Linked DNA regions of Homo sapiens: region 2 is linked to region 1. A link is a loop called in an ENCODE intact Hi-C map of the cell type or tissue named here. Cell type or tissue: lower leg skin. All regions are shown on one strand. Each heading gives the region's core, and the rest is flanking DNA. Links, peaks and the distances in the headings are about the cores only.

Region 1 (4,406 bases), core at 97-4,096:
CAAGAATGGAGAGAGCAGGGGGTGTAGGGAGGAAGTGATAGGAGAAGAAAGATGTAGCCTGAGCTACATTCAGGTTATTTCTGAGCGACTATTGCCTGAAATGCAAAACAATCCATTCCTGTAGGGCCAGGACTATGTCCTGGGCAATGTGGGCATATTGTTTGTATGCAAATCTGGTTAGGGCATTTATTCTCCGTGGACTATAGCTTTGATGTGGCAAGTCAGAAGGGCTGAGGAGTTGCCCTTCTTTCCCTCCTTGCTCCACTGAAATTTCCTCCTAAAGATGAAAACTTGAACTATTAGAGTGGGCTGCTTATATCTAAGGGAGATGTCGTTTGGCTGAAGCTACATCAGCAGGTGCATCTGCTGGCTGAAACAGCCAAAGGAATTCTTGCTTTAATGACACTGGTAATCTTTTTTTCTTAGCAGCACCCAAAATTCTGCGTAACACATAGTAAATTGGAAATAAATGTTTGTTAAAAGGAGTTGTTGAGCCACTCAATCCACATTTTTTTCACCTCCATTCATTAGGTTGATGCTATTCGGTAACTTCAAAAGTCTCATCAATTCACTAAGGATGGAAGTTTCCTAACTCATCCTCTTTTACATGATGCATTTGTTTACCATCTTTTTCCCAAATGTGACATTTTCCAAAGATTCTTTTAAAATTTTAATTCAAATTGCATCAACTGGCTATCATGAGTGACCACTAGAAAAATGACAATGGTAATTTCTTTAACCCAGTTCCTTTCTTACTTCAGATGATGCCGCTGTTAATAGATAACTCCACACTGTGTTCATTTGTTGTAGTATTTTCTGCTCATTACCAACAGGCACATACTGACCACAGAAATAATAACATTTTGTCTCCATCTGGTATTTATGTTATGCATGCTTGTAAAATTCAAAGTCCTAAATGCGTGAAGCAAGATGAGTCTCCTTGAGCCATTGGTGATCTTTCCTTCTCTCTCGGGAACCCCCATCTTCTTTCCCGTAAGTTCTAGTGTCCTCACCTTTGAGCTGGCAGGCTTTTAGAATACCCTAGGACTTTCCTCTGTTGCCCCTCTACCCTTGTCCAAAGAAGCTTCTTTCCATTTCCCTCTTCTATAGGACTTTTTCTTCTGTGTATATTGTGGTTGCTCAATAAATAATGGTTGACTGACTAGTTTGTATCTGTTACACTGCCTCACTTTCTTTTTCCTCAAGCACCACTTCCTACAGACACCTACTTGATAAAATGCCTCTATAAAGCTATCATCATGAATACATTTGCTCATATTTGGCAAATATGCTTAAAGTTACAGACAAAGGGATGAAGTGGGTTAGGGTGATGAGAGAGTAACCAGAAAGCCCTCCATTGAGTTAAACCAAAGAAAGTCCCATTTAAACTTAAATACACATTGTGAGCCATAAAATCAGTACTTCCAAAGGTTCTTGGTCTATCCCATATGACAGATGATCAGCAGGTACATTTTAAGAGGCGCCACGTCCACAATCCACAAAGATTTCTCTTTCAGAAACACTAGTTAAAAAGCCAAAAAACAAAAACCCCACCACATTCATCTCCTTGCTAAGCTTAGAAAAACAGGCAAAATGATGTCGGGTTTCTTCTTGCCATGACCTGTCCTCTTTCTTTTTTAACCCAGTTATAATCCTTTTTTTTTTTTTTTTTGAGACGGAGTCTCGCTCTGTCGTCCAGGCCGGAGTGCAGTGGAGCAATCTCGGCTCACTGCAAGCTCCACCTCCCGGGTTCACGCCATTCTCCTGCCTCGGCCTCCCGAGTAGCTGGGACTACAGTAGTCGCCCGCCATCGCTCCCGGATAATGTTTTTTATATTTTTTTTTAGTAGAGACAGGGCTTCACCGTGTTAGCCACGATGGTCTGATCTCCTGACCTCGTGATCCGCCCGCCTTGGCCTTCCAAAGTGCTGGGACTACAGGCGTGAGCCACTGCCCCCAGCCCCAGTTACAATCTCACTCCTACCCCGAATCAACATCAAGATGAACAGTTACCTTCAAGTGCAAATGGAGAGGACCAGGAAGGGATTTGGGGGACTCATAACTGTTGCCCAGTGGCCAGTCATTTCATTTCTGGAAACATGGTCTTCACATGTATTTATTCTTCTGCCCCACATGGATGTTCCCAAAAACCATTCTGTGTCTCTCCTCCTTTCTGTGTTTTCCCTAAATTCTACTATGGCAGTCTGGGCACACATCCAACATCAGTGAACGAAAACCTCTTCATGCAGTCCAGGTTCAGCATTGCATACCAGCAGTTAAATGCTGTCTTCCCCGTCACACATCCAAACAAGAGCATATACAATATCAATAAGCTGTTCCTTTAATCTTCCCAGCACTATCGAGGTGTTTATATTTGTATGGGACATTTAAGCAATTCTAGCCAATGGGCTTTTGCGTTAGGGTAGGCCCCAGGCAGGGAGCAGCCTCAATTGGAAACAGGAACTGAAAGTGTTCTTGGTAAAACTCTCCCTCTGCCCAAATCGAGCTGTCTAACTCAATGCCTGACCTTCTTTAAACAGGTCACCTCAGAATTATGGAGCAGTTTGATAAGCTGGACTATACTAATTTATTGGCCATTAAAAAAAGAGGAAATTTTATTATGAATTACTCTGCTTTCTTGAAAACTTTTTTTATAATTAAAAACATCTGGGAGGCATTTTAATATATCATAAACAAGAGGAAATCCAAAGCACGTGACTTCTAAGAAAATGATGCAAATAGAATTCCTTGCCAAAATTTACTGTAATCTGTTTTGCTTTTTTTTTTCCGGGGTGGGAGTATAGAGGCGGAGGATTCAAGAAAGGAGGGCAAGTGAGAATAGCATTGAGCATTCTGCAGAGAAAACAGTTATTTCAAATTTACTCTACTGATAGTTTTTGCCAGTGTTAGAAGGCATTACACATTGGCAGAGCCTCTGAAATATATTTGGTTTGTTTTTAACAATTAGTCATTTTACTGGTCATTTTTTTTCTGAAATGGACAAATAAATAAACACAAACTGCATTAGGAGGTTGTAGTAAGATGTAGAATCAGAAAGGATACATCTTTCAGGGTGAACTTAGGTAAAGAACAGATTATTTGCTTAGTGTTTTACTCTTTCTATACCCATTTTTTATTGGTATAATGGCATAATAAGGTTACATGCATTTCTAATAGGTATCACCTGAAATTGATGCTGCTACATATAATACTTCAGATATTTCCCAATTTGTCTTTCATAAGAAAGGAAATAGGCTAGCTTAAAATATAAATGATATGTTTGAGGACTTTCTTCTTTAGTTTAAACATGGAGCTATATGAAAAATAAGCATCAAGCTCAAGAATTGCATTGTTTTAAAACTGTGTATAACACACCCTGCAACACCCACACGCTCACCCTTCCATAAAACAGACTTAGCAATAACAATGTGGCTAATGCTTACCTTATTTGGCTTCCAAATATTGGATATACACTTAATAATTCCATGAAAATAACAACATTGTTTGGTGTAGAGTATATTTTAAGTATACAAATAGTTTATAAAAACTCACTGCAGTACTCTAAATCTGTAATTATACAAAGTATGTGAAACAATAAGTGCCATTTTAAAAGACACAGGAACTTCTTATTTTCCTGAATAAATTCCAGATTTGGTTTTGAGGGAAAAGCACGGAACCTGAAGGAACATCACAATGTGTTCAAATCATGACCTTGCACTTTATAGCAGTGACTTCTTTGAGTTTCATGTTCCTCATCTCTAAGATGCAAATAATAGTACCTATATTTTCTAAGAATTAAATGAGATAATATATACAAAGGACCTGGTAAAGTTTCTGGAACATAATGGAGTATTGAGTGATAGCTGCTATTATTATTATTATTATTATTATTGATACTGTTGGTATTAATATTATTGTCCAAATATTCTCATAAACGACCAGCTTGTGGCAAGACATTTTGGTTTTTGTTCTCATTTTATTTTGGGGGGTTGCTATTCTGTCTTGCCTCTTTCTGTTCAAGAGGTTGATCATTTGATTGAATGATAGACTCATCCCTTCTTCATATTTTGCCATGTGGATGTGGGCTCTGACCGACATGCAGACACATTAGAAGAGTTAGATGTCCTAACATTCAAGAATGTTTTTGTCTATGTAGGGGAGCAATTAACTCTAAAACATCTATTCACTTAATACTGACATTGTGAGTGATGCTGAAGACAAGAAATGAGTGAGACAACTTTCCTGCTAGGCTAGAGGAGTTCGAGGAGTATTTGTCTCTCTGAGCATAGGTAGAAGTATAAACAACTGGCTAACTCAAAAGGAGGTCATTTATGTTGACTGTGAGGTTTGCGGGGTAGGTCAGCGGCCAAGGTATACTTGAATGCAATGTGGAATACTGAAATTAAA
Region 2 (4,406 bases), core at 241-4,240, 220 kb before region 1:
ACATTCCCACCAACAGCATGCAAGGGTTCTCTTTTCTCCACATCCTTGCCAACACTTATCATTTGTCTTTTTATTAATAGCCATTCTAACAGGTGTGAGGTAATATCTCATTGTAGTTTTAATTTGCATTACCCTAATGATTTCAGTATAGCATTTAAAAATATAGCTATTGGCCATGTATGTCTTCTTTTGAGAAGTGTCTTTTCAGGTCCTTTCCCCATTTTTAAATTGGATTATTTGTTTTCTTGCTATTGAGTTGTTTGAGTTCCTTATATGCTTTGGATATTAACTCCTTCTCTGATGTATGGTTTACAAATGTTTTCTCCTATTCTGTATGCTGTCTTTTCACTCTGTTGATTGTTCCCTTTGCTGTGAAAATATTTTTAGTTTGACATAATCCCATTTCTCTATTTTTGCTTTTGTTGCCCGTGCTTTTGGGGTCATAGCCAGAAAGTATTGCCCAGACCAACAGCATGGAGCTTTTCTCCCATGTTTTCTTTGAGTAGTTTTACAGTTTCAGATCTTATATTTAAGCCTTTAATCCATTTTGAGTTTATTTTTCTATATAGTGTGAGATAATGATTTGATTTTATTCTTCTGCATGTGGATATCCAGTTTTCCCAACACCATTATTGAAGAGACTGTCCTTTCACCATTGTATGTTCTTGGTCACATTGTCAAAAATCCATTGACCAGTGTGAATTTATTTATGGACTTTCTATTTTGTTCCATTGGTCTAGCTGTCTATTTTTATGACAATGCCATGCTGTTTTGATTACTATGGCCTTGCAGTAGATTTTAAAATCAGGTAGTGTGATGCCTCCTGCTTTGTTCTTTTTGCTCAGGATTGCTTTGGCTATTTGGAGTCTTTTATGATTCCACATGAATTTTACAACTGTTTTTTCTAGTTCTGTGAAAAACAAATTTGGAAATTTTGTAGGGATTGACTTAAATCTATAGATCACTTTGGGTAATATGGACATTTTAACAATATTAATTCTTCTGATCCTTGAACACAGGGCTATTCTTCCATTTATTTGTGTCTTCTTCAATTTCTTTGGTCAATGTTTCATAGTTTTCAGTGTACACTTCTTTTACTTCCTTGGTTTAAGTTATTCCTAAACATTTTTTTTTGTCTTTCTGATGCTTTGTAAATCGGATTGTTTTATTGATTTCTTTTTCAGATAGTTTGTTGTTAGCATATAGAAACACCACTGATTTCTGTATGCTGATTTTAAATCTTGAAGTTTTATTGAGTTCTCTTACTAGTTTTCACAGTTTTTTGGTGGAGTCTTTAGGGTTTTTAATACGTAACATCATGTCTTCTGAAAAGAGACAATTTAATTTCTTCCTTTCTGATTTGGGTGTCTTTTATTTCTTTATCTCACCTACTTGCCTTGCCTAGGCCTTCTAGTACTATGTTCCCTTTCGTTTTGGACTGACAGTAGAGTCCAGGCCTCAACAATCTATAGAGGGAATGACAAATGTCTGTTATAAAGTCACACTTTGTTTTAACATTATGTAATTTTTATCATGGCATTGTTAAGTATCCAGAACTGACTTTTTCTTAAAAGTTTTGTCTAGAATTCCTAAAAATAACTATTACATTACTCCTACTTTACTGAAAAAAATTATTTGGTTAGTACTGTATTTGTTATGGGAATCTTCCTACACTTCAAGATGTTACTGTTACTATTACAGCTTAAGACTGAGATCTAATGATGAAGACTGAAAGAGTACCTGGATAGGCTGGGTGCGGTGGCTCACGCCTGTAATCCCAGCCCTTTGGGTGGCTGAGGTGGGTGGATCACAAGGTCAGGAGTTTGAGACCGGCCTGGCTAACACAGTGAAGCCCTGCCTCTACTAAAAATACAAAAATTAGCTGGGCATGGTGGTGCGCACCTGTAATCCCAGCTACTCGGGAGGCTGAGGCAGAAGAATTGCTTGAACCTAGAAGGCAGAAGTTTCAGTGAGCCGAGATCATGCCACTGTACTCCAGCCTGGGCAACAGAGTAAGACTGTCTTAAAAAAAAAAAGAATACCTGGATGATGGTGTTGATAAGAGAGTAACAAAGTGGACACTCTCATATCCTATTGATGAGAGTGTAAATTGGTACAACTTTTTTTGGAGGGTGATTAGGCAGAATCTATCAAAATTTAAAATAAGCATCTATATTGAACCAACATTTCACTCTCTAAAAATTATTTTGCAAAAGAAACTGTACAAACATATAAGAAAATGTATAAAAGAATGCTCATTGTAACATTATTTGTATTATAAAAACATGAAGGCAACCCAAATTTTATCAATAGGAGAATAGTTAAAATATATCATGGTGCAGCCATGGCATATAATGCAGCCATAAAAATGAATAAGAATGATGTGGGAAGATGCACACAATGTACTCATGAATAAAGAAAGAAAAGTAACTTAAAGAACAGCATGTACTTTGTTTCCATTGTTAGTTTGAAATATACATATGTGTATTGACAAAAGCCTGGAAGGACATAAGCTTACCTTTCCAATGACACCTGTGAAGTGGGTATGGAAAGTCTGAGGAGTAAATTTCACTTTTGAATTTATAACCTTGAATTACTTTATATTAAGTAGTTTTGTTTATTTTCAAAAATGTTTTTAGAATTTAATGAATAAATTTATTGGGAAGCTATAGTTTTAAACTCTCTAAAATAATTTGCCATAGGACATTCCATTTTAAGTAATAAAGAAATCAGCTAATAATTAAAATAAAGGACATTTTGATGATTGGATTCCAGATTAAAATGAGAAATATAAGACATTTGAATATCAGAACACAGTCCATCTAGAAAACATAAAAGTAATGTTTTTAATAATGATTTATCAATCTTTATTGATAAAAACAATCATATTTTTATCAATGATTTATCAAATCACAATCAATTTATGCATGTAGATTAGCTCCTGGGGTTAAACAAGCAGAAATTCACTTAGGTTACCTTTATAAAGAGGGTTTATTTGCGGGGGCTAAACAAACTGGAATTTAAACTGGGATTATAGAAATTGAGTTTCTGGAGACAGGCTTTTGTCCTCTGCTGTGTCAGCGTGCGTTTGTTTGGAAGTAAGAAAAAACCAATGAAACTGGCTTAAACAATAAAGGAGACTGAGAGGTTTAACTTAAAATAAAAAAGAAAAAATATAAGAGGCAAATCTACAATTTCATGAGACTTGATCCAGCAGGTCCAAAATACCACCAAAACCCAGTTTTTTTTTTTTTCTGTGTCTCTGCTATTCCTTCCATGGTATCAGCTTCATTCTAAGGTTAGCTAATTTCGTGATGCCAAAATGGTTACCAGTAGCTCTCAGAAATATACTTCCCTATGTGAGCTGGGAAGAGAGAGAGTATCTTTTCTAGCATTCCTGATGGAAGTCTTGATATGCAGTACGATTGCTTGAATAACATTAACAACCTTGAGCCAATCCTGTGGCCGGTTGACATATGAGTTTTTTGGCTTAGCCTGGGTCACTGTTTTGCCCTGGTAAAACATGGTGGTGTGGGTGGAATCACATACTCAAAATCACACGGCTGCCCAGACAAAAACTGGAGTTTCTGAGGAGAGAACTAATGCAGGGGAGGCAGACTAGGAGTGTTCACTGAGGTCTCCCAAAACATCTCTGCTTTTCCTCAGCCATCTGCTCCATTTCCCTGTCTCCACTGGCCTGTTTCTCCTGTTTATAATAATTTCCATTCCTTTATAACTTCAATTTATACTTGGCAATCATGGCCTCTCTCTGCTCACATCCCACTTCCACTTATCAAACTATGACTTTTCAGTTTAAGCTCTCATAGGGATGAAAAATTATTTTTGTCCTTTAAACTCTGTCGGACTAAAACAGAAAGTCCTATAGAGGGATGGAAAATTATTTTTATCTCTTAATTCATATCTGAAAACTGAGATTCTGATAGGTCCAGCTCATCTTTTTGAACAGGCCCCATGTATTGGCCAACTTGAGGATCAGTTGTCTTGAATTAGTCATCCACTCCTGTTCACATAATCTTTTTTTTTTTTTTCTTTTTTTTGAGACAGAGTCTTTCTCTTGTCGCCCAAGCTGGAGTGCAGTGGTGTGATCTCAGCTCACTACAAGCTCCACCTCCCAGGTTCACGCCATTCTCCTGCCTCAGCCTCCAAAGTAGCTGGAACTACAGGCGCCTGCCACCACGCCTGGCTAATTTTTTGTATTTTTAGTAGAGACGGGGTTTCACCGTGTTAGCCAGGATGGTCTCGATCTCTGGACCTCGTGATCCATCTGCCTTGGCCTCCCAAAGTGCTGGGATGACAGGTGTGAGCCACCGAGCCCAGCCTTTACTGTTCCTGTAATCTTTAAAAGAGGGGTGAGGTTTAGGAGAGTCTAGTCACATGATCCAAAG

The links. A loop is a pair of places that touch in the nucleus more often than their neighbours do. Peaks named below come from ENCODE experiments on the same cell type or tissue, not always from the same donor. Only the 100,000 strongest peaks of a DNase experiment are listed, where the experiment ranks them.
Region 2: it touches region 1 in a loop (8-fold over the local background); 1 of 110 quality-filtered maps calls a loop at or near these places.

The regions. Positions count from the first base shown.
Region 1 is chr1:87,824,393-87,828,798 of GRCh38, forward strand. LOC124904212 (a long non-coding RNA gene) reads right to left here and starts at 2,522. Exons shown (of 2, transcript XR_007066209.1): 1 at 2,013-2,522. In lower leg skin, for the core only: no CTCF peak of the experiment used is centred there; a DNase peak (open chromatin) is centred at 2,428.
Region 2 is chr1:87,605,080-87,609,485 of GRCh38, forward strand. No RefSeq gene overlaps it. Among named protein-coding and RNA genes, the nearest start is that of LINC01364, 240 kb to the left of the region's middle. In lower leg skin, for the core only: no CTCF peak of the experiment used is centred there; no DNase peak of the experiment used is centred there.